Linked DNA regions of Homo sapiens: region 2 is linked to region 1. Evidence: chromatin loops called from intact Hi-C (ENCODE). Cell type or tissue: heart right ventricle. All regions are shown on one strand. Each heading gives the region's core, and the rest is flanking DNA. Links, peaks and the distances in the headings are about the cores only. Region 1 overlaps DLGAP1 (DLG associated protein 1). Region 2 overlaps DLGAP1 (DLG associated protein 1).

What was found. A loop is a pair of places that touch in the nucleus more often than their neighbours do. Peaks named below come from ENCODE experiments on the same cell type or tissue, not always from the same donor. Only the 100,000 strongest peaks of a DNase experiment are listed, where the experiment ranks them.
Region 2: it touches region 1 in a loop (5-fold over the local background); 6 of 110 quality-filtered maps call a loop at or near these places.

The regions. Positions count from the first base shown.
Region 1 is chr18:3,762,626-3,779,102 of GRCh38, forward strand. The region is part of intron 5 of DLGAP1 (DLG associated protein 1); the gene reads right to left. Among named protein-coding and RNA genes, the nearest start is that of DLGAP1-AS3, 110 kb to the right of the region's middle. RefSeq lists a silencer at 8,782-9,001. In heart right ventricle, for the core only: CTCF peaks have their summits at 8,869 (motif pointing right), 9,069, 10,144 and 10,983; a DNase peak (open chromatin) is centred at 8,886; H3K4me3 peaks cover 1,218 bases; H3K27ac peaks cover 1,319 bases.
Region 2 is chr18:3,962,699-3,979,175 of GRCh38, forward strand. The region is part of intron 3 of DLGAP1 (DLG associated protein 1); the gene reads right to left. All of the region lies in intron 1 of DLGAP1-AS4 (DLGAP1 antisense RNA 4), which reads left to right. It also overlaps the pseudogene GAPDHP66. Among named protein-coding and RNA genes, the nearest start is that of DLGAP1-AS4, 8.6 kb to the left of the region's middle. In heart right ventricle, for the core only: a CTCF peak has its summit at 8,397; no DNase peak of the experiment used is centred there; H3K27ac peaks cover 2,230 bases.

The sequences.
Region 1 (16,477 bases), core at 6,751-11,750:
CTAATCCCTATTGTCAAATGCTCTATGTCTATCTGAACTCACTATCAGCATGCTGAAAGGTCACAAAAAAGGTATCTCTTCTATGTAATCGCCTTCAATGGTTCTGAACACAGCAATCATGTATCTTCCAAGCCTTCCTTTCTTTAGGTGACATGACCCTCCACTCCTCTTATGTCAACATTTCCAGGCTCTCCATAATCTTGATGACTCTTTTCTAAAGTCAGACAAATTGTTAATTTCTCTTTGACAAGAAGGCACCCCGAATGATACTTCACCTTTCAAATGTGGCTGACAAGTGAGGAATACAGAATGGCCATTATCATCCACATTCTGTAGGAAATCCTGCTAGGATGCAGCCTGGGAAAGCTTTGGATTGCATGGTGTGATGGTTAATATTGAGTGTCAACTTGATTGGATTGAAGGATGCAAAGTACTGTTCCTGGGTGTGTCTGTGAGGGTGTTGCCAAAGGAGATTAACATTGGAGTCAGTGAACTGGGAAAGGCAGACCCACCCTTAATTTGGGTGGACACCATCTAATCAGCTGCCAGCCCAGCCAGAATAAAAGCAGGCAGAAGAACGTGGAAAGACTAGACTGGCTAAGTCTTCCAGACTATATCTTTCTCCTGTGCTGGATGCTTCCTACCCTTGAACATCGGCCTCCAGATTCTTCATCCTAGGACTCTTGGACCTTCAACTACAGACTGAAGGCTGCACTGTCGGCTTCCCTACTTTTAAGATTTTGGGGCTTGGATTATCTTCCTTGCTCCTCAGCTTGCAGATAGTTTATTGTGGGACTCTACCTTGTGATCACATGAGTCAATACTCTTTAATAAACTCCCCTGTATATATACATCTATCCTATTAGTTCTGTCTCTCTAGAGAACCCTGACTAACACACATGGCCTATAATCTCATTTTTTACTTCTGGTAAGCTCTTTTTGGGTGACTTTTAGATCTTCTTTATATCAAATGATGTTAAATCATCCCAAATTTTGATCCTTTGCTTCAGTTAACGGGAAATGAAAGGCCTATCTTTTTTTTTTCTTTTTTTTTTGAGACGGAGTTTCACTCTTGTTGCCCAGGCTGGAGTGCAATGGCGTGATCTCGTCTCACTGCAACCTCCATCTCCCAGGTACAAGCGATTATCCTGTCAGTCTCCCAAGTAGCTCGGATTACAGGCATGCACCACCATGCCTGGCTAATTTTTTTATATTTAGTACAGATGGGGTTTCACCACGTTAGTCAGGCTGGTCGCGAACTACTGACCTCAGGTGATCCACCCATCTCGGCCTCCCAAAGTGCTGGGATTACAGGCGTGCAGCACTGCGCCTGGCCTATTCTGTCATTCTTATGCAATACATGCATATATCACCTATTCTTGCCAGTTATGTGTAGCAGCTAATGTGATGAGAAAAGCAAAAATAACAAAACCACAATTTACTGAGTGCGTTACATGGCCCTATGCATTTAAGTGCTTTACCTACAGTATCTTATTTATCACACCAGTATTAAGGATTATTATAACAATTACGAAGTATTATTATACCTATTTTCAATGAGGAAGCTGAAGCCGACAAGTTTGTAAACTCAAAATTGAAAGCTGGTTCTAATTTCTGTAGTCTTAACCATCCTGTACCCTCCCATAAGCATGTCATCTATATCCTTACTCAAACGCTAGCAAATTATTCACTAAGATTGGGCAAATCAGTAATCTCCTTTGGTAACACCAGTGATCAGTGATCAGTGAGTTGGCTCAGTCCGTTAACCAAAAAGCTGTTTAACCAACTACATATGTTCCTATTGCCCAGGCCTCGTTTGTTTGTTTTTCCTGCAAGGTAATTGTGATCTACTGTTTCCAATGCTATCCTAAGTACAGTCACATTCCTGTGATGTACCTCTCTCAACTAAGACAAAGAGGGAAATACGGGTAGTTCCATATACCCCTTGTTAATACATCTATGCTGTTTTCCCATTTTCGAAATCATCCCAAACCATCAATTTTAAAGTTTATTTTAGAATTTTGCAAGACTCATATGAAGGTAAATATTTGCAGTCTAAAAAAATCTTCTCTTCGGGAAAGTGAGATGACATTTACTCTTTTCCTGGTACATTCCTCATGGTTCCTAAAATATCACCAATAGTAATTGTGCAATCATATCTGGGTTCCTTCAGATGGAAACAAAATTTTCATGGCTTTATATGACTTCTTATTTGTGGTAGTTATCTGGTTTTTGTTCTAGGTTGAGCTTAGGTGAGTGGCGTCAACTTTGTCAGCTTGGAATTGGGCAGGAAATGAGAATCAGGGGCCACAGGGAAGAACAGGGGTGAGAAAAGCAACCTCAGTGGGTGCCAGAGGTGTAGCTGAGTCTGGGCACAGCCTCAAGTTTGTTTGTGTGCATGGCTGTGTTTGTTGTATCTGTTTATGTAGGTGGTGGATGGGCATTCCCTGGCTGCTTTGGAAGGCTCAGAATCTCCATGCACACTTGCAAACTTTTTTTTTTTTCTTTTTTTTTTTTTTTGAGACAGAGTCTCGCTCTGTTGCCCAGGCTGGAGTGCAGTGGCGCAGTCTCGGCTCATTGCAGCAAGCTTTGCCTCCCGGGTTCACACCATTCTTCTGCTTCAGCCTCCCGAGTAGCTGGAACTACAGGCGCCCGCCACCACGCCTGGCTAGTTTTTTGTATTTTTAGTAGAGATGGGGTTTCACCATGTTAGCCAGGATGGTCTCGATCTCCTGACCTCATGATCTGCCCACCTTGGCCTCCCAAAGTGCTGGGATTACAGGCGTGAGCCACTGCACCTGGCTCCACACTTGCACACTTTTAAGATTTTTACACTTCATTTAAACTGGTAAAAATGATGATGTCATTAGATTCTGATAAATTATAATACCTAAAGCTACCCTTAAAAATTTGTACAAAGAGATATACTCGGGCACGGTGGCTCACGCCTGTAATCCCAGCACTTTGGAAAGCCAAGGCAGGTGGATCACCTGAGGTCAGGAGTTCGAAACCAGCCTGGCCAACATGGTGAACCCCGTCTCTATTAAAAATACAAAAAATTAGCCAGGCGTGGTGGCAGGCACCTGTGATTCCAGCTACTCAGGAGGCTGAGACAGGAGAACTGCTTGAACCTGGGAGGCAGAGGTTACAGTGAGCTGAGATCACACCTTTGCACTCCAGCCTGGGCAACAAGAGCAAAACTCTGTCTCAAAAGGAAAAAAAACAAAGAGATACACTCAAAAACACTATAAATAAAAATAGAATCCTGAAAAAATTAAGTATCACATTGGAAGGTGGGAAAAATAAAATAGGGAAACAACAGACAAAATAAACAGAAAACAAAATAAAAAATGGCAGACTTAAGCCCTAACATGTCAATAATTGCATTAAATGTAAATAGCCTACATACGTCAACTAAAAGGCAGAGATTTTCAGAGTGATTAAAAAACACATCTATAAGAACCTCACTGCAAATATAACAATGTAGGCAAGTTGAAAGCAAAAGGATGGAAAATTTATATCATGCAAACATTAATTAAAGGAAAATAGGAGTTGCTCTACTAGTATCAGATAAAGTACACTACAAAGTAAAAAAAGTCAGAGATAGGGAAGTACATTATATAATGATATATCATGGGTTAATTCATCAGGAAGACATAGCAATCTTAGATGTTTATGCAGCAAACAACAGCATATATTGAATGAAAAAGCTGATAGAACTGAAAGGAGAAATAGAAAAATTCACGATTGTAGTTGGAGACCTCAGTTACTACCTCCCAACAATTGACAGAACTAGACAGAAAATCAGCAAGGATAGACAAGAACTCAACAACTCCATAAACCAATAGACTCAAACAGACATTAGAGAACACTCTACCCAAGAACAGCGGAATACTCATTGTTTCCAAGTGCCCATGGAACATATACCAAAATAGTCCATATTTGGGGCCATAAAAAAAAACTCAACAAACTTGAAAGAACTGAAATATACATAGTGTATTCTACAACCACAATGACATCAAATGAAAAATCAGTAACAGAAAGATAACAAGATCACCTTTAAACGCGGAAATTAAACAATGCAAAGCTTAATAAGCCATAGATAAAAGAGGAAATCTTAAGGAAAATAAACAAATACACTGAACTGGAGGAAAATTAAAACAAGCATATTAGAAGTTTTGAGACACAGCTAAATCAGTGTTGAGAGGGAAACGTATAGCACTAAATGTATATGTTAGAAAAGAAGTCTCAAATCAATAATTAAGCTTTTCCTCATGAACCTAAAAAAAGATCAGAATAAACTCAAAACAAGCAGAAAAACAATATAAAAGATAAAATACTTGAAAAGAATCAAAGTTCTTCTTTGAAAAGGTCAATAAAATGGATAATTTTTGCACAAGCCTGACAAAGAATAAAAGAGAAAAGACACTAATGACCAATATCTGGAATGAAATGGAATATCACTAGAGATTCTGCAGGTATAAAGGGATACTATGAACAACTGTATACTTGTAAACTTGGCAATATAGATGGAAGGAACCAATTGCTTGAAAAACAAAAATTACCACAATTCACCTACTTTTCAACAGATATTAGACCTGTAATTCTTAAGGATATTGACTTTGTAATTTAAAAGTTCCTCAAAAAGAAATATCCAGGTCCAGATGGTTTCACAGGAGGATGTCACCAACTTCTAAAGAAAAACCAAAACCAATTATACACAATCTTTTCCAGAAAATAGAAGAGAAGTAAACATTCCCATTATAAAATGAATTTTTATAAAGCTAGCATTACCCTAATATCAAAAGCAGAAAAAGACAGTACAAAAAAATAAAACTATAGACCTCATGAATAAAGACACAAATGTTCTTATCAAAACATTGGCAAATAGAATTCAGTAATATATATAAAGAATTATACACCATGACCAAGTGGAATTTACTCCGCTTGGATGGGATATTCCACTTTCAGAAATGCAAGGCCCGTTCCATATCTGAACATTAATGTAATCTATTGATACCATATTAAGAGGCTAAGGAAAAAAATCATATGACCCTATCAACTGATGCAGAAAATGCATGTAACAAAATTCAACTCTCATTCATGATAAAAAGTCTAAGAAAAATAGAAATAAGAGCGAATATCTTCAATTTGATAAGGAACATCTAAAAAGATCTACAGCTAATGATATACTTAATGGTGAAAGACAGAATGTTTTCCCCCTAAGATCATGAACAAGACAAAGATTTCCACTCTTATCATGCTTATTCAAAAGTTCTGGAAATTCTAGCTAGTATGGCAAGGAAATAAAAGGCATAGAGTTGGAAAGGAACCTAGTTCACCTAGGCTCAAAACCACCACCTAGTTCAAAACTGTCCCTGTTTTGTCTTGTCATCTGTTTGCAGATGACATGATTGCCTACAAAGGAAATCTGAAGAACTTAACAAAAAAACTTCTGGAACTAAGTGAATTCAGCAAAGTCACAGGATATAAGGCTAACATACAAAAATCAGTTGTATTTCTCTATGTAGTAATGAACACCTGGACGCAGAAATTAAAAATCCAATACCATTTACAACTGCTTAGAAAATAAAATACTTAGGTGTAAATCTAACAAAATATGTTCGGATCTGGTGAGCTGAAAAGTACATGGCACTGATGAAATAAATCAAAGATGATTTTAATAAATGGAGACACATAGCATGTTTATGAGTTGAAATACTCAAAAATAGGAGAAATGTCAATTCTCCCCAAATTGATATGCAGGTTTAATGCAACTCTTATCAAAATCTCATAAAGATTTTTGTAGATATAGACAAGATTTTTTAAAAATTTGTATGGAAAGTCAAAGGAACAAGAATAGCTAAAACAATTTTGAAAAAGGAGAAGGAAGGGGGAGGATTCAGTCTATTCAAAGACATACTCTATGGCTACAGTAATCTAGACTGTGTAGTATTGGTGAAAGGGTAGGAACACAGACCAGTGCAACAGAATGGAGAATCAAGAAAGCCCAAAACCTCCCTAACTGATTACTGACAAAAGTGCAAAAGCAATTCAAAAGAGGAAAGATGGCCTTTCTAATAAATGGTGCTGGAGCAATTGGACATCCACAGGCAAAAAGACGTAAGTCTCCCACCTTACGCAAACTCAAAATTGATCAAGGGCTTAAATGTAAAATATGAAACTATAAAACTTTTAGAAAAAACATTGAAGAAAAGCTTTGGGATTCTAAGCTAGGCAGAGTTCTTAGAATCAACACTAAAAGAATGATCCATAAAGTGAAAACCTGATAAATTGGATTTAATCAGAATTAAAAACTTTAGCTCTGTGAAATACCTGATTAAGAAGATGAAAAGATAAGCTAGAAATAGAAGATAATTGAAAATCACATATCTGACAAAGGATTAGTACCTAATATAAATACAGTACTTTCAAAACCCAACAGTAAAAAACAAGCAATCCAATTAGATAATGGGCAAAACTCATGAAGAAACACTTCACAGATAAACCCAGGAGAAGAGTTCAACATCACTAGTCATTAAGGAAATGAAAATTAAATTCACAATAAGATAGTACTCCACTCCTATCATAATGACTACAACAAAAAATTAATGACAGCAACAAATGTTGGTGAGGATTCAACGAAAAGGGATCATTCATACATTGCTGGTAGGAATGTAAAATGGTACAACCACTCTGTAAAACAGTTTGATGGTTTGTCTAAAACCTGAATATGCAACTACTATATGACCCAAGAATTGTACTCCTGGGAATTTGTCTTAGAGAAATGAAGCGTATGTTCACTCAGAAACCTTTATAGGAATGGTTACAGCAGCTTTGTTTATAATCGCCCCAAATTGCGCACAACCAGGATATCCTTCAAGGAATGAATGGTTAAACTGTAGTACATCCATGGAATACTTCTCAGCAACAGCCTGGATGAATTTCCAGAGAACTATGCTGAATGAAGAAAGCCAGTCCCAAAAGGTTACATACTGTGTGATTCCATTCATGTAAAATGACAGAGTTACAGAAATGGAGAACAGATTGGTGATTGCGAGGGGTAAAGAAAGTGGTGGGGTTGGGAGGGAAGTGGGTGTGGCTATAAAAGGGCAACATGAGGGACCCATGCAATGATGGAAATGTTTGTATCTTGACTACCAGTGTCAATATCCTCTTTGTGATATTGTTCTACAGTTTTTTGAAATGTTACCACGGTGGGTGGGGGGGGAAAACTGGGTATAAGGTGCATGAGATCTCTCTGTACTATTTTTACAACTACATGTTAATCTACAATTATCTCAAAATAATTTTAATCTCAAAATAAAATTTTAATTAAAAAAATCCCACCTTCAGACAATGAATGAGTCAGGATGCAGGAAAAACTAATAGTGTGGTTCACCATCTAGTTCAAAGCTGGACATTGGAACTGAGTTTGTACCTAAGAATAAGTAGAACCAAGTTAGTCTCCAAATTTTTAAACGTCTGCCATGATGAACCAGGGTCTGTGTGTGTGGCAGTGAGAAGAGCACACTTGAAGAATGTACTCATGGGTGGACTTGGGACCTGGTTGGAGACAGGCACTACTATGCATAAGGCCTGCATCTTCCATTTTCCCTGTCTGATAGGTCAGTGCTGTCACTGTGGGAGAGAGAAGGCAGGCAGGAGAAGGGAGGTGGTGGAATTTTCCTCTTATTCTTCTCTGAGTCTCTAGAAATTTGGGTACTTCTTAATGACCAGACACATGTCCTGAATATTGCTCCTGCCTTACCCCCACATCACTGGCTACTGCAAACTCCTAATAGTCACCTTGATGCCATAATTAAGGCAAAAAAGACTGGAGGTGGCCATAGGAAAAGGCATTTAAAATACATTTTGATGTGCCATGAAACACAGATGAATGCCCATTCATTGGCTATGTTTTACATGGGCTTTAGCTGTAGAAATGCAACAGCTCTGAAATTTATACTTAGAGAAAATAACTACTCATTCATCTGAACAAAAACATAAAAGTTTTCCAGGAAATGTGAAGAATCATTAACTTCACAGATTCTGAACAGAAAGTATAATTGCATACGCTATAAGGCAGAAGTATATTTGAAAGCATTTGTGAGTGAAATGGAAACATGCCCCATCAATCCATTATCACCAGAATCACATAGTATTTAAATGGCCACAGATACTCTGACTAAATCAATTAGGTACAAAGACAGAAATAATGAGTACTGTTGGTGGTCAAAAGCTTTTCCAGATAGGTGTTTAGGTGTTGGAAAGATGACTTCTACCCACTTTTATTACCTTTATGCCATGGTAAATTATAGTAATTTCTTATGCCTTGGGTGAAAGAATGGAAAGATAATATTCACCGTATTGAGGATGGTTTAACTTTTCTATAGAGAAGCACCGAACAATCACTACCACATGAAAAGGGATAAAAGCTTTCTGGTCAAAATGTACTCTATTATGCTAGCAATATAAGCTATTCGACATATTCTGTTGTGGAAATTCCCAAGCTCCCAAGATTCCGATAAGGAACGTGCTGCACGAGCTCAGGGCAGCAAGGAGATTAGACAATAAATAAACAAAGCTCCCCTTTCACAAGCTGCGGTCCCATGGCTGAGAATCCGCTCTTGTTCTTCTCTCTTCTAACCCCTGGGTCTTGTTCTTCCCTTCCTCTTCTCTGGGTCTTTATTAATTGGGCTTTGTGTCTATTCTAATGAAAAAGGCACCGATGCTCCGTCCCACTCCTTCCTGCGCCCCCGTGGAAGGACGGTGGGGGGACGACGGCGTAGGTCCAGGGGAGCTGAGAGTGCGTCTGTGTTTCCCCGGAGACGCGCTCGGCCCGGGGGCGGGTGGCGGCGTCAGTCCCGGGGAGGACCGGCAGGGGGCGGTCGAGGCTGAGGACTGCGCAGGACCGCCCGGGCGGGACGTGCCGTGTGTACTGCGGGACTTGCATAATACCACTCTCCAAGTCAGGGTGCCTTCCAGGAAATCCTGAGCGAGTTGCTCATTCAAGTTTTTCCATGTTTGACGTTGGTGACTTAATCAAAGAATCAAAGGATGTCAGGGGCCTGGATTGCTGTTATCTTCTTTCAAAGGCTCTCCTTCAACGGATAAAAAATTAAGGCTCAGAGCAGCTCTGGGTCTAACTAGCTAGTTAGTGGCAGAGCTGACGCTGTAACTGAGGTCTACTAACTGCCTGCCCTAGCTCTGAAAAAAAAAAAAAAATCCATGTGGCCACTGCCAGCTTCTATTTACAAGATAAATTTCTAACGCTGAAAGAACATTCTCTCCTCTCCCGGTCCCTTCTGAGTTCGCATTTCTGTGGCTTAAGCTGCAAGTGGTGAAGCTTATTTCGGGAACAGAAGCGCAAATTTAAAATACAATAGAATTATGAATAGATTGCAATATTTGACTATTTTATAACAACCATAGACTCTGATGGTAAAAACAGTTAAAACCTAAGCCTTTCTTTCTTTTCTTTTCTTTCCTTTCTTTCTTTTCTTTTCTTTCTCTCCTTCCTTCCTTCCCTTTCTTTCTCTCCTTCCTTTCTCTCCTTCCTTCCTTTCTCTTCTTCTCTCCTTTTCTTTCTCTCTTTCTTTTCTTTCTCTCCTTCCTTCTTTCCTTCCTTTCTTTCTCTCTTTCCTTCCTTTCTCTCCTTTTCTCCTTTTCTTTCTTTCTCTCCTTCCTTCCTTCCTTTCTCTCCTTCTCTCTCTCTCTCTCTTTCTTTCTTTCTTTCTTTCTTTCTTTCTTTCTTTCTTTCTTTCTTTCTTTCTTTCTTTCTCTTTCTTTCTTTCCTTCCTTCCTCCCTCCCTCCCTCCCCCCCACCCCCCTCTTTCTTTCTTTCTTTCTTTCTTCTGTCCCGGAGATCTTAATGAGCTCCTTGTGTATTCTTTCTTTCTTTTCTTTCTGGTCTAGTGTAGCTGCCTGTCGTCTTTTAATATATTTAGGAATAAGGAGGCTTTGTGAATTTTACATTCATGTGATCATTTTGGGAATTTTATTAATAATATTATTATATCCTCAATTTCTGAGCCCCACCCCAGAACAATTAATTTAGGCTCTAAGGGTGTTTTTAAAAACAGGCTATTCAAAATGTGGTTCTTGGACCAGTGGCATTGGCACCCCCTGGGAGCTTGTTAGGCATGCAGAATCACAGGCCCCACTTCAGACCCGCTAAATTAGCATCTGCATTGTAACAGGACTTCCAGGTGATTCTTAACTGCACTAAAGTTTGAAAAGACCAACTCTAAGCCCCCGATAACTCCAGTGAACATTTGGCAGAGGGCCTCACCTCTTCAGCATGGTATTGAACGGAGCCCCTGGTCCTTACCTTAGTGTTCCTGTCCATAATTAACTTGGCAGAGCCCATTTAAAAGAAGAGAACATTTTTACTTGTGCTTTAAGATCAGGCTGAAAGAATACTGGAATGAAGGAGTTCTTAATGAGCTCCTTGTGTATTCTTAGATGGGACTTAAAAATTTTTTTTTATTTTTTTAATGTGAAAGGGCACTATTGATACACAAGGAACTCGTGGGAACTGAAAAAAGGAAACCAGTTTCTAGGTGGGCTCTGTTGCCTGTATTTGACTCACTCACCGATAACACACTCATAAACTGACACACACATAAACTCTGTTGGGCTCTCAGGATATAAGAACATTTGGTAATAAACTAATATTAGCAGATAATTTATCTTTTTTGTTTTGTTTTATTATACTACCAAGCATAACACAGTGTTTTGTATATACCAGGTGACTAACTATTGTTGGCAGCAAGAACAGTAGATAAATATTTATGGAAGGAACGCTGTGCAAACAGTACCCTCTAGGAACAAAATGTTTTCCTAATTAGTTAGAATAGTTAATAGTTTATTGTTATTCATGCAAGAATTGAGCAATTGGGATTGATGATTTCAGTTATCTGGTTTGCTTTTGGATAAGATGACTTTTGATCCCCTAGTGCTGAAAACAAGAACTGGCAGAGCAAGTTCTGGTGTACCTAACAATAGTGTTCATAAATAACTTCCTGCCACACTGATAAAAACATCTAGCTAAATTCATTTTTAACTGATAGTAAGTGCTATTTGTTTTTAACTGATTTTCCATGCCACATATTTGTAAATCTATTTCACTGTGTTCTGGGAGCACGAAAGACTGGTGCTACATTAATTCAAGCATATATTAGAGGGAAATGGATATAAACTTTCTGCTAATATTTCCAGGTAGCCTGACAGTCAGATGTTAGAAGTATTCAATTGCCAAGTTAAAAAGTAACAGGAAGAATCAAAAAATATTTTTCTGTGATTGGGAATCCAAGCTGGGAAATGAGACTTCTTTGCCTTGTCTTCTACTTTCAAATTGGGGTGCTCACCTTCCCCAACATCTCCCAGCAGCTGCCACCTCACCTCCTTCCTCCTACTTAATAGGAATAATTTTCAGCTGCTCTCTGAGGGAAGGTCTGCAGCAGTCGCCAACTTCTGGGTTTAGGCGGCATCCTTAAGCTGTTCCAGTAACTCAGTGCCAAAAAGTTCCTCTTGGTGAGTGCCAGGATACAAAAAAGCTGAGATTTCCTGTTAAGGACTTAGCAAAAGCCTGGTCAAGTTCAACCTGGGTCTGCCAGGTACCCAAAGCCTTTTCTCGTTAGTGACAAGGTAATTCAAGAGGAAGAATGTGTAATGGTCAGTGACGGCAGGACTTGTGGTAACTGTGGAGTCTTAGAGGCAGGGGTGCTGAGAAGTCGTTATGGTGTGAGTATCATATAGGACATGATAGATGGATGGAATACTAGTGATGCCTTTTCTTAGCCCATTTAGGAGAGACTGTGTCTGGGATGTCTGAGGGGTTCTGTTTCAGATGGCAGGAGCTGTGTCATGGAAAGGTGACATATTCGTCCTGCTGGAAGGGCTGGCTTGCTCACCGCTGCTTTGCCTCTCGCTCCTGGAGATGATGTCTCTTATGAAACGGGCTAGTGGGGGATAGTGGTGGTGGGCCCAGTCGTTCCATTCGGTTATTTGGCCTAACTTCTTAAAAATACGGTTTTACTGAAATATAACATAAATGCAAGAGTACATGGTCAGGTCATAAGTTTACAGTGTTGGGGCTCAGAAACCTGTACCCCAAAATATGGAGCTCGGACATGCTGAACTGAATAAGCCTCTCAAGTCTCTCTGAGCTCCCAGTCCCAGTCTCTCATCCTGGCTCTCTCTGAAGACATAGAGTGAAGTTGTTCTCTAAAGTTCCCTCATCTGCCTAAAGTCTGGACCTGCCAAAGAAAACAACCACCCCCTTCCTCCCACCACCTCCTGCACTCCCTGCCTACTGTCCCTTTCCTGCGTTTTCACTAACTGAACTCATATCGCAGGAAGAAAGACTGAAGTCTGTCCAGGTAAAGAAAGTCTCATCTGGACGGACTTTTTTCACAAACCACTGTCGCTCTGCAGGCCCCACAGGCTTTGTCCCAGGTCACTGTGTGTTCTTTAAGCCCATTGAACTCTCCTAAAAATCATTTAGTACCTCCCTAAAATAATACACACTTCCCCATCTTTCTTTTTCCTTAAGAAGGGTATGTAAGCATCTGGATCCCACTGGGTTATTTTGTAACAATTCTCCTTCCATTCCCCTGTGTTATGCACATCGATATGGTTTGGCTTTGTGTCCCCACACAAATCTCATGTCAAATTGTCATCCTCACATGTTGGCGGAAGGGCCTGGTGGGAGGTGACTGAATCATGGGGGCAGACTTCCCTCTTGCTGTTCTCTTGATAGAGTTCTCAAGAGATCTGGTTGTTTGAATGCGTATAGCACTTCCCCCTTCATTCTTTCTTCCTACTGCTCCAGCAATGTAGGACATGCCTGCTTCCCTTTCCCCTTCCACCATGATTGTAAGTTTCCCGAGGCCTCACCAAGCACGCTTCCTGTACAGCCTGTGAAACCCTAAGCCAATTAAGCCTCTTTTCTTTATAAATTACCCTGTGTCAGGTAGTTCTTTATAGTAATGTGAGAACAAACTAATACATTAAATTTGTGTGCCATTTCTTCTATTAATCTGCCTTTTAAAAGTTGATTTTCAGCAAACCTTCAGAGGGTGAAGGGGAAGTTTCCCCTTGGCCCCTACAACAGCTCAAAAAATTGTCACAAAGTGAACATGCCCATGGAATCAACTTTCAGTCCAGAAAGTGAACATTAGTTATATTCCAGAGGCTTGCTACCTTCTTTCCCCTTCCCAGAGATAAACAACCCTGGCTTCTGATACCATAGATTCGTTTGGTCTGTTTTTGAACTTGAGATAAATGATGTCTAGATCTAGTAAATGGTAAAGGTGCAGCTTGAACTCACGTCCTTGGAATTCAGAACGAATGCCCATGTCACTGTACATTCTGCCAAGACACTCAGCCCTCAAGAGCTGTCAGCTTCTGTGAGTTTCCCACCCCCATCCGGCACAGGATTGATGAGCAGAGAAATGACCAGTGAGCAGCCTGAGGGAAAAGACGGGGAAGATGGTAAGTTTGTGCATTCCGCATACGGGATCACCAGCCTCTGAGTAACAGATCGTGTGCACTGAATGGAAAACAGCATTCAGAAAGGGACTATAGATCCTCAGAAATCTAGAAGAGGATATGTGGCTAATTTTAGAGGAAACATTAACTTTGGCTTTTAAAGGTTACCAGTCTCATAACCATCATCTGGAGCTCTCTGTCTCCAGGGAAAGTAGTGCTAGCAAGTCAGGAGGAGTGTATTCTTCTGTGTTTGTACAGCCCCAGTGAAATGAATCCTCTGAAAGTAGTCAGTCTCTTCTGTTTTTTCATTTTCCAGGTTGCATGGGCCTCAGTCTAGATCCAAGAGACCGGCCTCTTGGATGAACAAATGCACGCTTAACCTTTAACATGGGACCAGTTCTTGGCTTCCTTGCTTAGGGAGCATGACCACTCTTGGGGCTGTGCCGACTCTCCGTTATAACCAGAAAGTGAAGATGCTTTTTCTCCTCACCCCCTGCCTTCCCTGCGCCAGTGCCAGCACATTTCTTTAGGGACATTATGCTATTTCTCTAAGCCTGAAAGTGATAAAGAGGAAATTATGTAACATTTGCTCAGTTGCTATTTAAAAAACAAAAACAAAAACAAAACAAAAACAATTCAAAGAGATCACTGGGAAAATTATTTCATTTAATTAATTAATTAATTTTGAGACAAGTTCTCACTCTGTCACCCAGGCTGGAGTGCAGTGGCACAATCATGGCTCACTGCAGCCTCAACCTCCCAGGCTCAAGCTATCCTTCCACCTCAGCCTCATGAGCAGCTGGGATCACAAGTGTGGCCACCATGCCTGGTTAATTTTTAAAATTTGTTTTGTAGAGACAGGGTCTCACTATGTTGCCCAGGTCAGTCTCAAACTCTCAAGCAATCCTCCTGCCTCAGCCTGACAAAGTGTTGGGATTATAGGCGTGAGCTTTTGCACCTGGTCAGAAAATTATTTTTTATGTGCTTTTTGGGAAAATTATTTTATATATGCTTATAAAAGCAAATTTTCAAGGCCCCATACATTAAAAAAACTTACATTTAAACAATAGTTCAGTTTCTTTTTAAACACCCATTCATAGGTATGGCTGGGGTGTTTTGGCAGAGAGCGGGGAAAGGGTTTAGATGAATATTCGGAAGGAAATTCAGAAATACCCCCAGGGACCAGAAACTTCATGATAAAATGCATCCTCCACAGGGAGAGGCATTTCAAAACCAGCCCATGTGAATCAAGTGACCATTTCAGGGAAGAAACTGAATATGTTAGAGACAAAAACAAAGTGTAGATAATTTTATAAAAGTGGAGGTGGTGGAAGAATACGCGGATGTGGCTGGAGAGAAGGGAGCGATGGGTTATATAAGTTTATATCTTAAAATAAATTTCTTAGAGCTCTGTTTGTTATTATTTCATATTGAGAATAAAGGAAGCAAAGCAGTTCTAAGCCTTTTTATTTGGAATTTTTCATACAATATTATGATGATCATCTCCTCTTGAAAAAACAAAAGAGATGTAAATGTCATTCCAAGGGCATTTGGGGTAGAGAGTATGTTTCAATTCTGAAAGGGGTTCCAAATCAGTGATAAATTTGGGTCAGCAAGACAAGAAAAATGTTTTGCATTTTGATGTTCAATACTGTTTCTTTCAGTACAATGACATAATTGGACTAATAGGAATTGGCCCCCTGACCCCTCAGATATTAAGAGAAAAGGCTGACCAGAAACAAATTCTTTAGATCTAAAGTCAGAGTCCTGGGTAGGTGGTCCTTTTCTGAGCTGGGGGGATGTGTAGTGTGTGTGTGTTTGTAGAACTCAAATGGAATGAATCCTTCGTAAGTAAGCAGACTCTCACATCTGTTCTTCTGTTTTTGCTTTTTACCAGCCCTTTACTTTGTGTTCTTATCAATGAGACTTACTCTAGAATTTCTGATTAAAGATATATCTTTAGGAGAAAAATTTAATTGCATGCATCATAGCCTTGAACTAATTATATTTTTGGGTACAGGTAAAAAGCAGGTCAAGGCTGGGCACGATGGCTCATGCCTGTAATCCCAGCACTTTGGGAGGCAGAGGAGGGTGGATCACCGGAGGTCAGGAGTTCAAGACCAGCCTGGCCAACATGGTGAAACACCGTTTCTACTAAAAATACAAAAGTTGGCTGGGCGTGGTGGCAGGCACCTGTAATCCCAGGTACTTGGGAGGCTGAGGCAGGAGAATCGCTTGAACCCAGGAGGCGGAGGTTGCAGTGAGCTGAAATTGTACCATTGCACTCCAGCCTGGGCGACAAGAGCAAGACTCCATCTTAAAAAAAAAAAGCAGGTCATGCCTCTTATTTTAGCTGATATGAGGAAGATAAGACTTTTGACCAAAGGATCTAGGTTAGCAATAAAAACAGGTTTCTCAATAGTGTGGGCTGTATAGGCAGGTTTTTCAGGGCTGCTGGGGATCTCTCACTAGAAGGCCCAGGCAGGGAGACCTGTGCACAGCAGCGGCAAGTGGGGAGAGATTCAAATCCCTTAAGAAGCACCAGAGTGGATGACTTTGGAGCCAGACAACTCCATTTGTGAAGCAGAAAGGCTAGGCATGGATACGGGAAAGAGGAAGAAATGATCATTATGTTCTAAGGATAAATATTCCCTGGGAGAGCTGGCCAGGAAGCAAATGGATAAGCAGAGGGGATGAGGACCTGACAGAAAGGGAGATCCTGCCCTGGAGACATAGCGTGGCTCAGGGTCCTCTCTCCTTGGCCCCAGCCAGTCCTGCAGCCTTGTAAGTCACGTGGCGTTTATACAGGGAACTGCAGAGGCATGCAAAACCCAGTCTATCCCAACCTGAGCTCACCCTCCATATCATATTACTCTGACTAGGTCATCCCCCCACGACCCAGGCCCAAAGACCACCGTTCCTTTTCTTGACCACCCGCAGGTGGTGAGTGAGCAAGTTTTCCAAATCTAGCTCCCAAATT
Region 2 (16,477 bases), core at 5,374-10,373, 200 kb after region 1:
GGAATCCTTCCAGGACATTTATTCTTTAGTTGTATGCATTTTGCTTTGGACTGACAGCGTGTATCTCCCAGGAGTTTTAAAAAGAGTGGCTTGGTCTTATTTTATTGAATATTTGAGGACAAAATGATTACATTTCTTTGGTTATTATGCTTATCTGAAAATTGTCTTTGCTTTTTTTTCTGTTGACAAGGTCTCCTTGGGGTGAGTTAGTTCTTCAGTTTGTTGATTTGATGCTTCTTGTAGGTGTTGGTGTTCTTTCAAAGTTTGGTGATTCTCAGTTATCTATTCATGCTCATGTTGAAGGACTGGTTGAAGACTGAAAATTTCCTCAATCCAAATGAGAAGTGCTGTTTTCTATTCATGTGCATCTTGATCTCTTCTGTCTGCCTTCTATAATTGTGGGGAGAGCAGGATGGGGGAGACTGCTTTGCTTTGGGGGTGCCAGAGGGGATTTTTCCTTAACTGGAACATAGCCTTCTTGGCCTCTCTTGTTACAGTCCTCACTTCAGAATACCCACTTGGAGGCTTCACCTGAAGCTGGGCCAGTTCCAGCTCCAAAGGCTCCATTTCATTGCCCCCCTCACCCCCCAGGGTTCTACTCTGCTTCTCATAAATATAAACCAGCAGAAGAGCTTTTCCTTTGTTGAGAGCACAGTTGCTGGGCCTTGTGAGGCTGAAGGAAAGTGTGCAGCTGCCTGGACTCAAATGTGCATGAGGATGAGGTGCCCAGGCTACCCTGCTCTTCCAAGACCACCTCCTAATTACTGACACATTTGCCCCAGGTCCCTTTCTTGTACAGTTTGTCTCTGAGCTTCTCTCCTGGGCTGTGGTTTGTTTTTATCCTTTACCTTTGAAGCTCCATTCTCTTCTGTGTACTTTGGGCTGTTTTTTTTTTTTTTTTTTTTAGTGCAATTTTATACTTAATTGGATTACATTTGCCTTCTGGTTCTCTGCTTCATATTTTCAGTGTGATTATGGATTGATTCTTTGTTTCCATTGCAAGTACCTTGATATATGCCCTTGTCCCTCACCAAGGCTGTAGGTGTATCTTCTATGGGATCTCTAGTGTAAGCCCCTTCAGCTCACGTCCAACACCTAGGCTATCTGCTGTGACAGCCACTGGCCACATGTGACCATTGAGCCCTAGATTTCGAAGACTTTGTACAAAGAAAAAGGAAGGTAAAGCCCTTAAGAATAATGTAAATACCAATTAAAGTTTGAAATTTTAATATTTTGGATGCATTGGCTTAAACATAGCATTAAAGTTCATTTCATTTCTTTCTTTTTATTTCTATAATGTTGCTACTGGAAAATTTAAAATCGTATACGTGGCTTGGGTTATATTTCTATTGTTCTACACTGCAGGAGGCGTCATTCCTAAGATAAAATTAGGAGGAGTGGGTTAAGATGATGAGCTGGATATGTATACACACTCCCTATTTATTCTCAAATCTCAGCATAAAACACAAAAGTGTAAGATAATTTACACTCTTTAAAAAAGGGGCAGTGCAGACAGGAAGAACACCAGAGGTAAATTTCTTTGGCAGAATTTATGTGATTTAGGGATCTATTTATCATTAGTGGAAAGGCAGAAAAAGGCCCAGGAAAAAATTCAATGTTTCCACCTTGGGAAAATGGGCCAATAGTTGTCCTGTTAATGATGTGAACTGGGAAGCTGTAGAAGGAGAAAAGAGTCTGCGTGAATACGGCAGAGGTGGTGAGAAGACAACGAGTTTGGTTTTGCATTTGCAGTGTTTGAGATGTTCCTGGACTGTCCACATGTTCAATAAATAGATGACAGAGTGAGCAATGCTGGGAAAAGGGCATAAGGCTGGAGATACGAGATGGGAATCTTCGCTAGGAGTTGTCGCTGCAGTGGATGAAATCCCCAGGAGCACCGCTACTGAAGAGTGGGCTGATGAGGAAGAGCCTTGAAGGAAAAGGGGGTATCAGCAAGAAGAACCTTGATAAACTTCTATACACGAAGGCCTAACATAGCAATGATACATGGTAGCCACTTAGTGTTTCAGGAGTTACTAGAATACCAGGTGTGCTTTAACCAGCGAAGCATGTTATCAATCAAGGGTTTTTAAGAGGTGGCACAAAAACAGGAGAAGGAGAAAGTGCAAACTGTGGACAAAGAGAGTTTGCCCTGGGAACAAGGGAGTCTCACTTTGGTTTTGATTGGGATGAACAAATCTTGCTCTTACTCTTGCATGCTTATAAAAGATTCTACTAAGAGACTTAGCCACAGTAGGAAATGTCACCAAATTTACGTGAACTCCAATTTAAAAAAGAATACAAAGACATTTCAAATCCTAACCACCTGGCCAGAGGGTGATTCCTGTTGTTTTTAAGGCTATAGTGATAGAATTTCAAAGGTGAAAAGATCTCTTTGTAAACAAAGAGATCTTTGTAAACAAATAGAGGCATGGATTCACTTTATTTCTTTTCTGTGGCCTACATTTGTAACACAAAACACTGAACAACACCACAAAGCCTAGAATCACTGTCAAAATGTCAATATGGGCACTTGGACTAATTCTTAAGTTAAAGTGAAGGATATTCTGGAGGACCTGAATGAAAGACTTGACTGAGTTTCTAATGTTTTGCAAAAAATAAGTAGCCAGACAAGGTTGACTTAAAACCATAATCTATGGTGGTGGATCCAAAATAAATCTTAAGAACAACATAAAGACAAAGGCTTAGCAGCTCAAGCCATCTGTTTTTGGAAATTTTGGCTTTTGGGATTTAAGAACAGATTTAAATGTATGAATTTGTCACTGATTGGAACAACCCATTATCTAGATACTGGAGTAGGTTGTGATCAAATCATAACATAATACCTAAAGAGGCATCAATATAGTGTTGTAGAAAGAACAATAGATTTAAAGTTCCTCCACTCAACAAACATGCTTGTGTGTGTGTCTACTACCCTGCAAGTACTGTTCTAAATAATAGAGTACAGGCCAGGCACGGTGACTCACATCTGTAATCCCAGCATTTTGGGAGGCCGAGGTGGGCTGATTACCTGAGGTCAGGAGTTCGAGACAAGCCTGGCTAACATGGCGAAACCCCATCTCTACTAAAAATACAAAAATTATCCAGGCGTGATGGCATGCACCTGTAATCCCAGCTACTCAGGAGGCTGAGGCAGGAGAATTGCTTGAACCCGGGAGGCGGAGGTTGCCGTGAGCCGAGATCCTACCACTGCACTGGGCGACCGGGTAAGACTCCATGTCAAAAAAAAAAAAAAAAAATAGAGTACAGCTATTAAGAAGACAAAATCTCTGCCTGCCTGCTTGGAGTTAACAATGTAGTTGTCAGATACAGACAAATACTTAAGTAAACAACCATATGAATAATTTTAAATAATAAGTGCCCTGAAAAAAATAAAAATGGGACACAGAATGATAGGGTGGTAGAAACCACATTCGCTAATGCGGTTGGAGGGGAGCACTACAGGGAACAGCAGCTAGAAAGGGTGAAAGCTCAGAGGCTGGAGAAGCTTGTTATGTTCAAGAAGGAGAAAGGGGGCCAGGGTGGCTGGAGTTTCACAGGGCTTGGTGGGTGGGGAAGTAGTAGGAGATGAGGATGGAGAAGTAGTGCTCTATTTGCCTTAAGAAGTTTGGATTTGGTTCTATTTGTTGGGGGGAAGGCTTTAGCAGGTTTTAACCACGGAACTGTTATGATCTAATTCACCCTACCACAAAATCACTCCAGCTGCTCAGTGGAGAATGAACCATTGGAGGTAAGAGTGGGAACTGAGGAATGAATTATGAAGCTATTGCCATGGATTAGGGGATGAGAAAATCTCTGGTTGCAGAAGATGAGATACTAAAAAAAATCGGACTAGAAACTGTTTGGGAGCCAAAACTGATCAAAGGGGTTTTGGAAAGATAGCACAAAAAAGAAATCCAAGACAATGCTTAAGTTTTTGGCTTAAGCAACTGATATATGGGGATGATATCTACTGAGGCAGGAAAGACGGGACAGAAGTAGGCTTGAGGTAAGTGAGGATTTTGTTTTGGACCTGTTACATTGGAGATGTTTATTAGATATTCAAGTGGAGAGGCCGAGTTGGCAGCTGGATTAACGAGTATGAGGTGAGAGGGGACGTCTGAGCTAGAGATAACAGATTTGGATGACATCAGCATGTTGATGTTATCTGAAACCTTGGGACTAAATGAGATCATCTAGGAATAGAGGAGAAGGTCATCAGGAAAAGAGCTGCTTGGGGCATTCAATGTTCTGAGGTCCAAGAGAGGAGGAGGAGGAGGAGAAAGCCAGGTTTTCTAAGAGAAGTGGCCAGTGAAGCAGAAGGGAAACCAGGAGGTGAGGTAGTCCAGAACCTGGAGAAGAGAGTAGTTTAAAAAGGAAGGACTAGTCCACTGGCTCAAACTGCTGAGTGACTAATCTTATTTTAATATGTCTGTGTAAATATGGCAGTGCCTGTCTACATTGGTGGAGGGAATGTGCCTACCACATTGTAGAGGGCATTCCATAAATACTAACTTATCTTTCTTCCTCAAAACAGTCGCTGGGCTCCAGCCAGGCACTGCCAGGCACTGTGGTAGGCACTGAGCGAATCAGCAAGGAATGAGAAATAGATTATGAACTGATGAGCTCACAGTGACTTTAACCTTTGCAGATATTTGTCCTGGCATTGCAGAGTTTTATTTAGAACAGTGATTCTCAAGATGTGGTACTGCGATCAACAGACTCTGCAGAACCTGGGAACTCATTAAAAATGCAAATTCTAGGGCTTCACCCCAGACCTACTGAATCCCAGACTCTGGGGTTGAGGCCCAGGAACCTGAGTTTTAACAATCCCTGCAGGTGACTGATGCCGGCTGAAATTTGAGAACCACTGGTAAGGAGGAGAGCAGGCTGTCCTCTGCAGAGCTGTCATTTAAGCTCCATTTAAACATTATAGTCTCTAAAGAGAAAGTGTAAAACAGATGTAATGGTAGTATTGATCACTCTCTGTTTCATTTCTGAAGCCCATACTTGGTTATTTTGTCTTAAAGAGCATTTGACTCTACTTTTGGCTTCAGACTATGTGGAGCTATTTTTAAAAATTCGAGTTTATGTATTTCCACAACTAAGTATAACTGTTAAGGGCTTCTGAGAAAATCACCCAACTATGCAGATTGATCCCCACACACACATATAGGATAAATGTGTGCCTCTCAGCTGCACTGGACACCTAACACCGAGAGGCAAGCCATACTTCCCTTCTTAGGACTCCTTCACATTCTCCTTGTGGCTGTTTTGAACATTTCATTTGTCCATTTGCTTATCACTACCAATAAATCATCTTACTGCTTACTCTTCACAGATAAAATAAGTTATTGGAAAAACTTCCTGACACTAATCCAGAATATGTAACTAGCTCTATCACATCTTTCTGCTTTTGATCATGTTTAGATGAAGGAGACATAACTGCTCTAATCTGAGCATAAATTTACTGGGACCTCACCCTGCCCCACTTCTTTCTCCTGTATCTTAAATCCTTCACTGACCCTTAGTATCTTTCCTTTAATATTTAAATATGCTAAGATACTCTTTCATCTTAAAAGGCAACGCTAGATCTTACCCCAATTTCACATCATTTTTACGCAGCTATTGATCTCCACTTTTTATTTTATGCAGTAAAATTTCTAGCACTTGTCTATCTTGTTCCCTTTCTATCCCTATTAATCAGTGTGTCATTAGCTCATGGCAGGCACTCAACTAAGACCTGCTGAATAAAATGGCTAACTATACACCTTAAAAAAAACTTGAAAACACAGAAAGTTACTGAAAAACATATTTTGTGCAATCTCTTTACCCAAACAGACCATCACGGAAGTTTTAAATAGTTAACATCTTTATATTTGTATTCCTGGCTTTCAAAAGACAGATCACAGTTTGATGAAGTTTTAGAGAGAACACAGTAATATTTGGAGGCTGATTTCAAACCAATATTCAATTATTTGTGCAAATATTATTTAGAACAAGTGGAGGTAATTGAAATTCAAAGAAAATGCCTTTCCTGAAAACTGTGAATCATCATACCCAATCAAACTTTTATTGGAACAGCTAATAAGTAATACCATGCAAGGGAGGTTTATTTTTTTCTTCCTTGTCCCTGCCCAGCTATGTGGAACTAATAATCAAAATAATTAGCAACAAGAAGAGAAATATAATTAAGAGGACCTGGTAACAAACAAAACTATTGATTTCTTTTGAAGAAAAATGACACGGCATTCTTTCTCCAACTTTCTTTTAAAAGACATTTTGCAGGTGGCAAGAGACCAGCGAGACAACAAAGGAAAGAAGTTAACTAATGAATGAACAGCACTGGGGACATAGGATGTATATTCTGAAAGAGAAATACTATTTTCCTTAACAATATTCAAAGAAAATTATGATTATTTTGCTACTATGAAAGAGTTTACAAGGAAAAATTTGAAGATTGAAGTAGTTCAACTTTCCAGGTCAAACTATGCGAACTTCCATCTGCCAAATTTTACAGCAATTCTATTAAAAACAATATACTAGAAATCTCACTAATGATCATGTAGTCAATCAACACACCAATAATTGTCATCTGAAAAGAAATACAACTTTTAGTCATTCCTTCTTGAAGACTAAGTGGCAGAGAAAAACAGTGAGGTCTCCTACGGTTACCACTGGTTTTTGCAAAACGTTCTGTCACATTTTACTCAATTAGGCGTTGACTGAGTGTATTACACCGCTGACCCATTCTAGCCGTAGGAAAAGAATATTAAAGAGAAAAGGGTGCTTGTTCTCGAAACAAAATAGATATACACAGAAAGACAGTGGTTTAAGACCTTATTTGTAAAAGAGATCCAGAAAAAAGTAGAAGTACCTGTCCTTGCAGAAAAACTGTGGCCCAAGTTATAGCAGTTTCACGATTTCGGTCTATTCTTAAAAAAAATCCTACCAAAGAAATTAGCACAGATGCAGCTCTTCAGTATTTTATTTTAGTAGTGACTATCCACAGATTATGCAAAATCAAAATTAGGCCCTTAATAAGAGTGCCAGCTTCCTTCTGCCAACTATTCTATGTCTGTCAGCTTGCAGTTAAGGAGGCTCTAGCCAGCGATGATCCTTATATAATTTTTTAATGTGTTTCACGTAAAGGGCCTTTCTTGAATAGAATATGTAAAGGAAAAGACTCTAGGATTAAATACTTCTGATAAAGGGCCTTCTTAAGACTATCAGTCCTGTCTGTGTCTGTGTGTTAAGATGGAAAGCACACGAACAGAAGTCAGCAGATTTGTTGTGTTACGATGTGGGTGTTTAATCAGTGCTTAATACTAGTGGTAAGTTTGATTAATGTTTGTCTTTGTAGGTAAAGCAACAGAACACAGTTTTCCAGAGCAACATGAAGCAAACGTATTACAAAAATGAAAATGCAAAATTTAAGATGAGTTGACTACCATTGTACTCCTGCAATTTCCCTTGTCATCATTCTCTTCTTTCATATAAAAATATGATTTTATTGAATTTTATTTTGGCTAAATAATCAGAGTTTTAGTTTTAAATCTCATAGAGAATAAATGAGATGAATTCTTTGCATATTTTCAAACCTCGGAGTTCCATGACAATATGACAACTAGAAACAAAGGAAAAGAAAATAAAACAATTTCATCCCAGTATTCTTATTGAAGCCATTAGGATCAATTTTGTAGCACTAATAATAAAAAGCTCTCCAAAGAAAGAGAGCTTTGGTAATGAACCTTTGTACTTTAACTCAAATACACTGTCAAAAGCGATTTTACAACAAATGTGAGTGCTACAAATTACAGCAAATATATAATAGAAATGTGTGGGACATGAGAGAGAAATGTTGGCCTCATCAAGAAGTACATCTTCTAGAAAATCTAAAAAATAAAGAGAAACAAAGAAGATAAACATCTTGCCCCATATTAGACTGCAAAATAGTAATACAGTTTCACTCTTAGTTTTTAATCAATTAATTCTCAAACAGGTACTAAATTTAGAATGAAGGATATGTTATTACTAAATCATATTAGAGATATCTTGACATTAATATTAACATTAAAAATCTGGAAGCAAAAGGGTTTCTTCCCCCTAATTGAACTGAAATCCACTTTAATATCAACTGGGATTCAAGAATAAAATATAAGCCCCTGCCCTAGTTCTGAGGTCCCCATAGGAGCCCTGCATCCTGGGCCTATGAGGTCTGCTTCCACCCTTGTCTCTGGGCTAGGTATGCATTTATTTCCAGAAGTGGGAAATGCTGGAATAGAGATTTAAGGCCTAATCAAGCATTGAGACAGCTGGAACCACCTTCCAGTTTCACATCTGTCCCCCTCTAGCACCCCACATCTATTCCAGGTTATTGCAACCAAAGAACAGCTCCCTCTGCCTGCCTTCTTTCGGTAGCTACAGCACAACCTCAAGGTCGCTTTTCTCCACCCAGCTTTCAGTCTGTAGCATTGACCTAGAGAATGAACCAGACTCTGGCCTCTGGCAAGAACTTTGCAGTAAATTGTTGACCAGTTTGTGATGGTAGTTTCTATTATTTCTTTTCAGAGGTAGGAGTTCTTTTCATGCTAACTGCTTTCCATTAGTTTAGAATTAAGTCCTCTAAATCAGTGGCTTAACATTTTTTTTGACTGCTACCGATGGTAACAAATTTTACATCCTAACCAGTATATATACAGGGAAATACATACATAAGACATTTATAAAATGTATGCTAACATATATATGACATAATATCACATATGTGTGCATGTATACCTGAAACATGTTTTGTAAATAAGTCCAATGTATTTTGCCTATTCTATTCTTTTGTTTTTTCTAAAAAAGTATTGGTATGTGTAATTGACTGGTATGATGCACCCCCAAGTGTTTGCAGACTGCATTTTATATTGTTCCAAGACTTAACTTTTAAGACTCTTTTGTCCATCTATCCTTTGGTAAGCTAAGCTGTACTAAGGATAACATAGAGAAATATCAGTGTATCCAAAAAGAATTCCTGGCTGATGGTTTTGAAGAGTCACAGGGCAATAGGTTTAGAAAATCTTGTTCTCTAAATAGCAATAAAACTTAAACCTGGCAAATTCTTAAGTATCTTTCATTAAGCAATCCATGGAGTTTTATTTTAATAAGCATAATAATTTTCATGACAGCCTTAGTGAATATTGAGGGACAAGAAAAACTCAAAACCAGGGTTTTATGCAACTGTAAAGTGCTGGTCCAGTTGAGTAAGGGAGGATCCTGTGAATTAACTAAGGGAAGACTCTTTACTTGGGTTCTCATCAGGAGACCATGAATAGCTTTGGTCATTTAACGGTGTCCAACTAACAAGATAACAATCCTGTAATGTGTAAGGTTTCAGTTTTCAAGGATATAACTAAAGAAGTGTTTTCAATTAAAATATTACAGTTTACCTTGTTTTTAAATTTTTTATGAGTTTATAAACTATATAATACCTCTTATAAAAAATACAACACCTCAAGGCCTATATAAAAAAAAATTATATCACTAGGCCGGGCATGGTGGCTCATGCCTGTTATCCCAGCATTTCTGGAGGCCAAGGTTGGAGGATCACTTGAAGCCCGGAGTTCGAGACCAGCCTGGGCAACATGGCAAAATTCCGTCTCTATTTAAAAATAATTTTAAAAAATTATATCTATCTATATCAGTTTATATATAACTCTCCCTAGTCCTCTGGTTGATTCATTCTGTCTTTTCTGTCTTCAGTTATTTATATTCAAACATGTTTCCTTGGTGTGTTTGAGGCAGTTGAGTCACACACACACACACTCTCTCTCTCTCTCTTTCTTTCTTTCTCATAGTTTTAGAATTATACAGTGTTTGGGATATAGATAAGTAGATCTGTGGGAACCTGATTATTAAGTGACTAGATTCAGTCCCTGGCATCCGATAGTCCTAACTAATCTATTTTTTAAGAAGCAACTATTGAGCACCACTGTCCACGTAGGAACTTTGTTATGTTGAGCTCTCAGCTTTCCTGAGACTCCTGTGACACCATCACAGCAACATGACACCTCAGGGAGGGAGGTTTGGGCAAATCACACTAGCTCCCCCTGCCCTGGCCAGCAACACTGAGAGGCAGATGGGCGGGGAGGTGCCTATCCCTAGCCTGAAGCCAAAAGACTTTCTTTTCTGTTCCCCAATCTGTGTTTAGAGACCCAAAGAATAAGCCCATAGGGCAGAGGACTTTTATTCTAAAAGAGGCTCTATTCTACATTAATTAGGCTTCAGACTCCAAAAGGATAACAAGCGTGAGCTCAAGTAAGCAAAGCCTTTTTGCTGCAGGGTGTTGTGTCTAATAGCTAATTTAAAAATATCAACAAATCACTGTCCAAAGAAACTTAATTCTGGGACTATTAAGGTATTATCATCTGCTTGTTTTTATTCAAGTTGAGTAATCCAATCTTTATTGAATACTTACAATGTACAAAATAATTTCCTAGATTCTATAAGGAACACAGAAACTAAGATGGTCCTACCTTCAGGCTGCTGCTATCTAATTAGAAAAAAACCATTTTCAGTAAAAGAGAATAGTCAGAATAGCCATAGCCAAAAAAAAAAAAAAAAAAAGTCAATACATTTGCTTTTAATCAGGTTGTAAGATTTATCTGGAGCCAATGACAAATAATAAGCTACTAGTCATTTCCGTCCTGGAAGCTGCAATTCATCTCAGTTTGTATGAGCTCCGTCACCTTTGTGCTCCTGTTACTCCTGGTTTGGGACTCAATTTCACTTCAGGAGGGGAGTGGTGGAGTATATGGTTCCTGCTTAGGCTTTAGGAGCCAGGGACTTCCCTATTTCACCTGTGGTTCCTGTGTGAGCATCCCCTAGGGAACATGCTGGAAGGATTCTAACTCGACTACATTTCTTCTGCCAGTGTTGTTGGCAGGCCAACTGAGAGTCTTTTCCAAATTGCCTGCCAATTTTTTTCCCTCAATTTTAGATAATTTTATTCTTTCTGAAACCTGACAAACTAAATCTAGGCTAGAAAGTTCCGGGGAAGGCCCAGGGCTCGGGATCCATGTTAACCAGCTGAGGGTTCACAAGGAAAACACAGGAGAAGATAATACTGTAGAGTCATGCACAGTTGAACAATGAGGATATGTTCTGAGAACATGTGCTGCTGTTGTCCTTGTGTGAATGCAGAGTGGACTTAGATGGACCTAGACGGCATAGCCTACCACACTCTCAGGCTATATGCTAGAGCCCATCGCTCCTAGGCTACAGATCTGCACAGCACGTGACTGTCCTGAATACTGTAGGCAATTGTAACACCGTGGGAAGTATTTGTGTATCTAACCTATCTAAACATAGAAAAGGCACAGTAAAGACACTTTTTATTTTTTTTTTTTTTGAGAAGGAGTCTCACTCCCTCGCCAGGCTGGAGTGCAGTGGCGCAATCTCGGCTCACTGCAACCTCCGCCTCCTGGGTTCAAGTGAGTCCCCTGCCTCAGCCTCCCGAGTAGCTGGGATCACAGGTGCCCACCACGACACCTGGCTAATTTTTTTGTATTTTAGTAGAGACTGGGTTTCACCATGTTGGCCAGGATAGTCTCAATCTCCTGATCTCGAAAACACATTATTATAATCTTATGGGACCACCGTCCTACAGGCAATTCATCCGTGACCTAAATGTAGTTGTATTGCATGTGTGACTGTATTAAGATCTTTTAATTCAGGGCTTTTAAATATTTTCAAAAGAACTTTTAACTTCCTAAGGGAAGCTTCAGATTTCAATAGTTCTTCACACAAAAAGATCTCACTTTCTGAGGAGAGAAAAAGTCCAGCTTTTCCATGAATATATCATGGGTTTGCTTCACTCTCAGCATGGCCACTGTTTGCTTTTCTTCTTTACTGGACTAATTGCCCTGGTGTTCCTGCTTTGGTTAAAAGTGAAACATAAAGAACTTATTATTAATCAGGTAAATGGGAGTATGACATTGAAAACATTCAATGTCAAAAGACCTAACATAAAAAGGAGGTTTTAGGTGATTGAAACAGGGAAGAGGACAGTATAAGACTCACACCGATGAGTAGTATTTTACAATTTATAAATAAAAAATATAAAAGCAATACATAGCATGGAATATTATTCAGTCTTACATAGGTAGGAAATCCTGTCATATAGTACAACATGGATAAACCTTGAGGACATAAAAAAAAAATAAAAATAAAAATTAATCAGTCTCAAAAAGGCAAATCCTGTATGATTCTACTTATATGAGGTAACTAAAGTAGTCAAATTCGTAGACACAGAAAGTGGAATGGTGATTGCCAGGGGCTGGGCAAGGGGAAATAAATGGGGAGTTGTTATTTAATGGGTACAGAGTTTCAGTTTTGCAAGATGAAGATTTCTGGAGATCTGTTGCACCACAATGTGAAGGTACTTAACACTATTGAACTGTACACTCAAAGAAAGTAAGGATGGTTACTTTTATGTGTTTTTTAATTACAATTAAAAATAAAAATTATATATATAAATACATATGCAAAACAAACACTTCATACAACTCACTAACAAAACAAACATCCCCATCAAAAATGGGCAAGGAAATTGAATGGACCTTTCTCCAAACAGGATATGCAAGTGGCCCATCAATACATGAAAAGATGTTCAACATCACTAATCATTAGGGCAACGCAAATCAAAACCACAGTGAGATACCGCTTCACACCTGTTAGGATGGTTATTATTGAAAGAAACAGAAAGTGAGTGTTGGCAAAGATGTGGAGAAATTGGAACCCTTGAACGCACTCACTGTGGAAAATGGCTTGGTGGTTGTTAAAAAAATTAAACACAGAATTACCGTATGATCCAGCAATCCCACTATGGGTATATACTGCAAAAAATAGAAACTAGGGACTCAAACAGATATTGGTACACCCATGCTCATGGCAGCATTATTTACAGTAGCCAAAAAGTGAAGCAACCCAAGTGCCCTAAGAAGAATGAATGGATACAAAATGTGATGTACATATAGAATAGAATATTATTTAGCCTTAAAAAGCCAGGAAATTCTGACACATCCTACGACATGGATGAACCTCAAAGACATTGTGCAAAGTGAAATAAGCCAGTCACAAAAACACAAATATTGTATAATTTAATTTACATGAGGTACCTAGAGAAATCAAATTCATAGAGTCAGAAAGTAGAATAGTGGTTACCATGGCCTGGGGGAGAGGGAATGGGAAGTCAGTGTTTAAGGGGTGCAGAGTTTCCACTTGGGAAGACGAACAGGTTCTGGAGATGGATGGTGGTGACGGTTGTACAACAATGTGAAATACTTAATGCCACTAAACTGTACACTTAAAAAGTGGTTAAGGCCGAGGGCAGTGGCTCATGCCTGTAATCCCAGCACTTTGAGAGGCTGAGGTGGTTGGATCACCTAAGGTCGGGAGTTTGAGACCAGCCTGACCAACATGGAGAAACCCGTCTCTACTAAAAATACAATAATAATAATAATAATAATAATAATAACGATAATTAGCCAGGTGTGGTGGTGCATGCCTGTAATCCCAGCTCTTTGGGAGGCTGAGGAAGGAGAATCGCTTGAACCCGGGAGGCAGAGGTTGCACTGCACTCCAGCCTGGGCAACAAGAGCAAAACTCTGTCTCAAAAAAAAGTGGTTAAAAGGGTGAATTTTATGTTATACATATTACCATAATAACAAATGCATTAAGGAAAATATAGAGAATAGAAAAAATGAAATAAACATCACCCATAATTCTCAGCACCCTAGCTTACCACTGCTATGTTTTCTTCTGGTGTTCTCTGTTCCCTGCATATTTTTATATAGTATTAATTTTCTTCATGTTACTGGGCAGTCTTTGTAATTTTTAAATCTATACCTATGTCAAGAGAAAATTACTCTGTTCATTTCTTTTTGATTTGGAAAATAATTTGAGGTTAAATTATTTGTACTTATAACTTTGTATTTATGACTTTTTACATTATTTTCTTAGGAGAATGTCCTGTAATGAAATCATGGAGTTAAAGGCATGAATCTATTTTTAGCATTTAATATACAAGACAAATTGATTTTCAAAAACTCTGTATTAAATTATAACGTTATCAGCAAGTTATAAAGGTACTATTCTCATCATGCCCTCATCAAAGATTAGGTCATATCATTTTTTAAATCTGTTAATTTAATAGAAAAAATATATCTCATGATTTAGATTTGCATTTCTCTTAGATTACAGGTAAGGTTAAATTGTTAACAGGTTTCAATACGATTCTTTAGTAGCTATACAATCTCTTTAAAAAATTGTCTTGACAGAATTTCTGCTGATTTGTTAATAGCTTTGATTGATTCTTCTCATTTTATTTATTTATTTTTATTCATTTTTAAGACAGAGTCTCACTCTGTCGCCCAGGCTAGAGTGCAGTGGTGCCATCTCGGCTCACTGCAACCTCTGCCTCCCAGGCTCAAGCAATTCTGCCTCAGGCTCCCAAGTAGCTGGGACCACAGGCATGTGCCACCACTCCCAGCTAATTTTTGTATTTTTAGTAGAGACGGGGTTTTCCCATGTTGCCCAGGCTGGTATCGAACTCCTGAGCTCCAGTGATCTGCCTGCCTTGGCCTCTCAAAGTGCTGGGATTACAGGTGTGAGTCACTTTGCCCGGCCTTATTATTTTTAAACTGTACTAAAATGCTGAAATGTCAGTTAATGAATTATGTTTATTCTGTGTTTTTTTTTTTTTTTTTTTTGCTGAGTACAGGGGACTTTATTGATGTACACAATGAGGTAGGGCTCCCCTAGGTCTCACCCTCTTCAGGGGGTCTGCATGGAAACTGTGAGGAGGGGAGAGTCTCAGTGTTGTGGAGGACTGAGTGCGGCAGGGACTCCCCCTCTCTCTTCCTCTTGTGCTCTCGCTGGGGCTGGTGTCCAGCTAGCTGCTGCCTTTGGAGGCCATGTGGACCATAAGGTCTACTACCCTGTTGCTGTAGCCAAATTCATTCTCATACCAGGAAATAAGCTTGACAAAGTGGTTGTTGAGGGCAATGCCCACCCCAGCTTTGAAGGTGGAAGAGTGGGTGATGCTGTTAAAGTCAGAGGCGACAACCTGGTGCTCAGTGTAGCCCAGGATGCCCTCAAGGGTCCCCTCTGATGCCTGCTTCACCACCTTCCTGATGTCATCATATCTGGCAGGTCAGGTCCATGACCAACACGTTGGTGGTGGAGACAAGGAAGGCCATGCCAGTAAGCTTTCTATTCAGCTCCAGGATGACTTTGCCTACAGCCTTGGTAGCACCAGTAGATGCAGGGATGATGTTCTGGAGAGCCCCGTGGCTGTCATGCCAGTTTCTTGGAGGGGCCATCCACAGTTTTCTGGGTGGCAGTAATGGCGTGGACCATGGCCATGAGTCCTTCCACGATTCCAAAGTTGTCATGGATGACCTTGGCTGGTGGGGGGCAAAGCCCTTGGTGGCACAGGAGGCGTTGCCGATGATCTTGAGGCTGTTTTCATACTTCTCATCGTTCATGCCCATCAGCAGAGGGGGCAGAGGTGATGACCCTTTTGGTACCCCCTGCAAGTGAGCCTCAGCCTTCTCCATGGTCATGAAGACACCAGTGGACTCCACAACGTACTCAGTGCCAGCATCATCTCATTTAATTTTCGTGGGATCTCGCCTTGGATGATGAGTGATGCAGTTTCCATTGATGACAAGCTTCCCATTCTCAGTCTTGACAGTGCTGTGGAATTAGCCATGGGTGGAATCATACTGGGACATGCAGACCATGTCGTTGAGGTCAATGAACGGGTAACCGATGGTGACAATATCCACTTTACCAGAGTGAAAAGCAGTTCCGGTGACCAGGTGCCCAACACGACCAAGTTCGTTTACTCTGGCCTTCACCTTCACCATGGTGTCTCAGGGACATGGCTGGTTCTGCATAAGAATATGTAGCTGTCTGTCAAATGGGAGGAGCAGAGAGCCTGATTCTTACTTTTATGGTTTCTTCTATTGTTCCAAAGCTCTTCCCACTCTAGAACTTTCGAAGGCGATTCAATTTTCCCCCTAGTTTTTTTATGGGTTGACGTTGCACACTTAACTTCTTCCACTTGGAATTTACTATGTTGTATAGGACAGATCTTGATGGACAGAGGCAGAGGAGGGGGAACAGTATTAGTGAGGTTTTAGAGGAAGAATTAAATGAAGAGTACGTGGAAAGTGTACGTAGGTAAATCCACCTCTCTGGTGAAATGACCACATTGAGTAATAAAGACATACCTATCTGTCCATCAACAGATAAATGAATAAATAAAATGTGGTATATATAAACAATGGAACACTACAAAGCCATAAAAAGAAGAAAATGCTGTCATTTGCACAACATGGATGAACTTGGATGACATTATGCTAAATGAAATAAGCCACGCACAGAAAAACCACTATGGTCATGCACCACATAATAATGTTTCGGT